2 separate regions of the Homo sapiens genome follow, and region 2 is linked to region 1. A link is a contact called in ENCODE Hi-C or POLR2A ChIA-PET data. All regions are on one chromosome and are shown on one strand. The core of a region is the stretch at or near the end of the contact, and the rest is flanking DNA. Distances in the headings are between cores, read along the strand shown. Region 1 overlaps CAST (calpastatin). Region 2 holds the start of ERAP2 (endoplasmic reticulum aminopeptidase 2).

What was found. Hi-C counts contacts between places; a loop is a spot of excess contacts on that map. ChIA-PET counts read pairs that join two places held with the same protein, here RNA polymerase II (POLR2A). Pooled maps may share reads with other maps.
Region 2: a pooled map shows a loop between it and region 1 (2.5-fold over the local background). The contact joins the promoter of ERAP2 here to the enhancer-like site in region 1. A Hi-C loop is called at or near these places in 8 of 50 pooled maps. POLR2A ChIA-PET finds 5 or more read pairs at or near these places in 2 of 52 experiments (CD4-positive, alpha-beta memory T cell and CD8-positive, alpha-beta memory T cell).

The regions. Positions count from the first base shown.
Region 1 is chr5:96,698,250-96,700,936 of GRCh38, reverse strand. The region is part of intron 3 of CAST (calpastatin); the gene reads right to left. Among named protein-coding and RNA genes, the nearest start is that of CAST, 37 kb to the right of the region's middle. Within about 2 kb of position 1,321, at least 2 of the 41 ENCODE cell types and tissues checked have a DNase peak (open chromatin) inside an H3K27ac peak, as active enhancers do.
Region 2 is chr5:96,875,194-96,877,880 of GRCh38, reverse strand. ERAP2 (endoplasmic reticulum aminopeptidase 2) reads right to left here and starts at 1,381. Exons shown (of 19, transcript NM_022350.5): 1 at 1,354-1,381. It also overlaps a transcript of ERAP1 not described here. RefSeq lists enhancers at 483-692, 1,063-1,272, 1,443-1,592, 1,613-1,742.

The DNA.
Region 1 (2,687 bases), core at 72-2,571:
AAAAATTTTTTTCGCAAGATTCTTCTGCTGTAAGTCAGGTGGAAAAAGGCTCCTTTCCTTAGAGTGAAGGCAAACAATGTAGTTCCACTGCTGTGCTGTGGCCATCACAATCCCTGAGGGTGTCCTTCCTGCCAGTGTGGTTCTCAAATCATCTGCATCTGAAACTCCTGGGAATGCCTATTAAATATATGAAATCCTGGGCTCTTCCCCCACCCCGGCGAATCAGAATTTCTTGGCTTCAAACCTGAGAATCTGCATTTTAATCAGATTCTCTAGTTGATGTTTAGGTTATGGGTAGCCTAAACTACCCACATTCTGCACTATTCAGTCTCCTGGCTACTCAAAATGTGGTTGCCAAAGCAGCAGCAGCACATCCACTGGAAGCTTGTTAGAAAAGCAGAATCTCAGCCTCATCCTGGACTTCCTAAACCAGAATCTTCATTTTAATAAAACCCACACTGACTCATTATGTACATTAAAAGGTGAGAATTACTGCTCTGGATCTTATTTCTCAAGCCCTGGTTATTATTTGTACATTACTTATATAATATTTTTTAACCTGCCATAGATATATTATGTTTACTTAATTTAAAAGAAGTAGATTTACTTTAACCTTAAATTCAGCCTCACTATAAATGAAAATAGCCATGGGATTAGGAGTTGATGTGCTAGTTTACTTTTTATAGCACATTAAAATATAAGCATAATTATTAAAATAAAAACGCTTTCTTGTCTAACACACAGTCATCTCACAAACCACACGTGGTAGGAGGGTACTGTGGGCTGATGCTGGCACTGAATGTCAGCATACCCTCCACAGTACCTGAAGAGTTAACCCAAACCCTCACTCCTATTACAGATGAGAAAAGTAAGAACCTGGGAAGAGAGCTGTGTTGCCAAAGTCAGCACAGCTATTTATGGCAGACTCAGGACCCAAATCACGAAAGTATTTCTCTGATAGGTGCTTATTCCTTCATAGATCTCCTCCTGTCTAGGCTGGGAGGAAAGTTGTTTGCGCTTTCTTCTGTTTGAAAGGCCTAATGTTGCTGAATAACTTGTCATCTGTAGTTTTCCTATTCAATTAGGTAATTCTCCTGTTTTCCTTTGTCATGGATATCTGTCATTCAGCAGGAGGCCACATATTTGAAAAACCTCACCACATATTGATAATTTCCTGCCTTATCAGTCCATGCCTTCCCAAAGTAGGATCCAGAAGACTCACACCCCCAGATTCCCTTGGAGCAGGGTGAAGGCATGTGATTTACACTGGCCAATCAGATGTGCCAAACAAGAATGAGCTGGGAAGTGAGCAACGTGTGCAGGCTGCTGCCCACCAGGAAATCCATGTTATAATAGGGATTTTGAGTCTTCTGCATTGTCAGTGGCAGAGTTCTGGCACCCAGTCCTACATGTGACAGGAGCTGAGCTGTGGTGGCAGCAGGAGAAAGCCTCATAGTGTTACTGTGCATTAGTACTGCTGTAAGGCTTTAGATTTCTTCTGCTGTACTCTCCTGGATTTCTCTACCAGCTACCCCGTTCCTTAAGAAATTCCTTTTTGGCTTAGTCAGAGTGGGTTCTAATTGGAACTAACAACTTTAACCAGTACATCTTCTTAATAGCATGGTCTTCTACAGAGACATTCCTAATGCAATTTGAACCTCGGTTTCCTCACCTGAACAGTCAGGTTGGTGAAATAGAAGTTGTCTGACAAGTCTTCCAGAAATAAAATTGCATGACTGGTTATGGATCACAACTATTTTCATATAGGCTTTAGTAAGAGTCCGTATAATTTCCGCAGCCTCATCTTCACTACTGATTTACCAAAAATTAAATTTTAAGAACTAAATATTTTACACTAATTATTTTGAATTAGAAAAATTTACATCACTTAAGAGCATTAGATCTTTGAAACCTAAAACTGCATAGCAGAAGGGATATTATTTGAGGGCCCAATTCCTCATTTTGTAAGCATTCTCATAAAACAATTCTACAATATATAGAAACCATTCTCTAATACATAGCTTACACATATGCTTCAAATTAAGTACTTAATTTTTAAAACTTTAAAGTTTTCTTAATAATTGTAAAATTATCACTTATTTTGAATTTCAAATTAACTATTTCCAGAATCAAGAAAACTAGCACTAGTTCTCACTTCCAATTCTATCTACCACTCTGTCACGCCTTTTCAGAATGTGTTGGGAGAATATTATTTTGCCTGTGTGTGCCATGATAACTGTGTAATAAAAGGCTTCAAGTTATGCTATTACCCCCAGCTTTTCTAAATGATGCATGGGTATGTAATTCCTTAAGGGATAATGCTATGAGTTACAACCATTCCAATCTGGCATCAAAAGAAGAAATAAGCAATTACGTTTGTTCAACACCTTATAAAAGTAAAAAATATGAGAACGGAAGGGGTGAAGAATCAAACCCTGGAGAACTCACATTTAGGAAACTGGCAAAGGAAAGTGAGTCAGAAAAGCATGGTGAGAAAGAGAAACAGCAGACATAAGAATGGAAATGGGAGAGGATGGTGTTTTTAAAGCCAAAAAAAGAATTTCATGTTTGCTGTTAAATACTAAAGCAATAAACATATAGCTAAATCATCTCCACTTCCCAGTTATGCCCTGCCCCTCCCAGCTCTTAAGACAGAACAGGGTTTGTGGGGAGATGTTCAAATTCTT
Region 2 (2,687 bases), core at 132-2,631, 180 kb before region 1:
AACAAAAATAAAATAATATTAAAGATACTTCTCCCTCTTTTTAAAAACAAGCATTAAATTACTGCTACAAATCTCAGTGTTCCAAGAACGTCTGATAAGTACACTCATAATTGGTCTATTAGCTTGAATTTTGGAGGGTTTAAAAAAAATGGAGTGGCTTATTATGTGGGTCTGAGGCTTTGGAATCAGAGTGCCCAGATTCCAACGCTAATTCCACCAACCTCACCTACGTGATCATGGGCAAAGTTTTTTACTTTTTGAGCTTCATTTATCTCAACCATAAAACAGTGTAATAATTATACCTTCCTCATGCTGGGATGATTAAATGAAATAATTCATGTGAAGAAGTTGGCACAGCACAGCATGGAGCATATAGGAAGTAAGTAATTAGTGTTGGATATGAAATTATTATTGAGGTTATAACTTGCATTCAATGGCCAAAATGAAGGAGTAGCTCGCCCCCACTTGTAGCAGACACTCCTAGAGATGTACTTGATTGATAAGAGTAGAGAGAAAAGCTTTACTCACACAGTCTTTAACTTTAGAACTAGTAAGGGTTGTAAAGGCCAGCTAGTACAAGTCCTTAGTGTTCAGATAAAGAAACAGGACCGGGCACAGTGACTCAGGTCTGTAATGCCAGCATTTTGGGAGGCCAAGGTGGGCAGATCACCTGAGGTCAGGAATTCGAGACCAGCCTCACCAACATGGTGAAACCCTACCTCTACTAAAAATACAAAAATTAGCCGGGCATGGTGGCACATGCCCGTAGTCCTAGCTACTCGGGAGGCTGAGGCACGAGAATCGCTTGAACCAGGGAGGTGGAAGTTGCAGTGAGCCGAGATCGTGCTGCTGCACTCCAGCCTGGGCGACAGAGCGAGGCTCTCTCTCAAAATAAATAAATAAATAAATACATAAATTAAATTAAATAAACAGATGAAGGAACAGGATGGTGACTTCTCAAAATCCACACAGGAAGTCTGAAACAGAATCAGGACTAAAACATAGCTCTTTGCCCTTTGGTCTGGTGGGCTTTCTATTATACTGCACTGTACCTTAAATAGCAATGCAGTGAACAAAACATCCTGGGATTGAAGAGGCAAGAATTGTCACAAACGCTTAGAAAAGACAAAAAGATCTCTGAAAGAGAGTCAGTGCAGCAGCGTCTTAGATCAAGTCCCAGCCTCAACTGCATACACTTTCTAATACAGCCGCGCCCAATTCACCCCAGTCCCCCAGAACCTTGCCTTAGATTACAAAACCTTCTCAACACAGCAGTTCTATACCTTCAGTTCATTATTCTTATTGAAAAAATCTAATTTTAAGACAAACCCAAGAGAAATGTTGATACGTTACCTTAAATCATGCTGCTGCAGATTTGACTGAAGGGGAATTTACTTTTGCTTTCACTTTCTGTTCTAAGATTCAGAACTTTGCATGCTTCCTGAGTACAGTAAGTACTAGCTGGTTCATTATCACGCAGGTGTGAATGGAGCTTAGGATAAGAGCTTTATTTCAAAAAGGACAAGAAACTTTTTGTAGAATGCACAAATAAGTGGCTTTGGAGTAGAAGCCAAACCATGGAAAGAAAGGATCGCCAGTGGCTGCCACTTCTGCTGTTATCACCTCCCTTCCCTTGTCCCCAGGGTAAAGCCTTCAGAACATAGTTTATGTTTTTTAGTGCCAAGTTGTTGTCTTAGGAATTGATCTTGAACTTCTCCTTGTGCTGCATCCTCAGTGCTATGAAATCTGACTTCTGCCCATCCACCCCACAAACGTAACTCCAAGCTTACCAAACACCTCCCGGGCAGCTTCTGTGATCTTTATCAGAGGTGATTATTCTCAGATTTTCCATGTCTGTAACCACCCTGTCTCCTTGGGCACGAGGGGACTGTATCTCATGCTCATCTCTTTGATCTCTCTTTATCTGCCTGTTTGAGTTGGGCTTCAACTTCCTCTCTGCTCTGAATACAGACCTTCCACAAAGATGAAACCTCTGGCCTTTGCTCTGCCCTCTCTTTATCCTTTCCAGTACCCAGATTTAGCATTTATCCCCATTCATCCCACATTGCTCCCATTGTGATCCCTCCTTCAAGGGTTCTGCTGCTGTAATTCCAACAGCCTGATGGACCAACAGTACATGGATGTCTAACCCTAACCTGAACCAGAACCCTGACAACTCAAATAGTGTTTTCTTTCCCCAGATAAACACCCTTTGCTTTATATGCTTCCAGCCTTCTTCCATTATCTAGGATTGAACCATATAGTTAGTTACTTTGATTCTGTCCCTCTCCAATTTGTTACCAAAGCCTGTTGATTTTTCCTTTTCTTTTCTTTTTTTTTTTTTTGAGATAGGGTCTCACTCTGTCACCCAGGTTGGAGTGCAGTGGTGCCATCCCAGCTCACTGCAGCCTTGACTTCCTGAGCTCAAATGATCCTCCCACCTCAGCCTCCCAAGTAGCTGGGGCTACAGGCATCCACCACTACACCCAGCTAATTTATTATTTTTTTTTTATAGATGAGGTCTTCCCATGTTGCTCAGGCTGGTCTCAAACTCCTAGGCTCAAGTGATCCTTCTGCCTCAGCCTCCCAAAGGATTGGGATTACAGGCATGAGACACCGCAACTGGCCTTTTTGAATCATTTTCAATCTCTTTCTATCCAACTAAGAAAAAATCCCACCGCTTATTA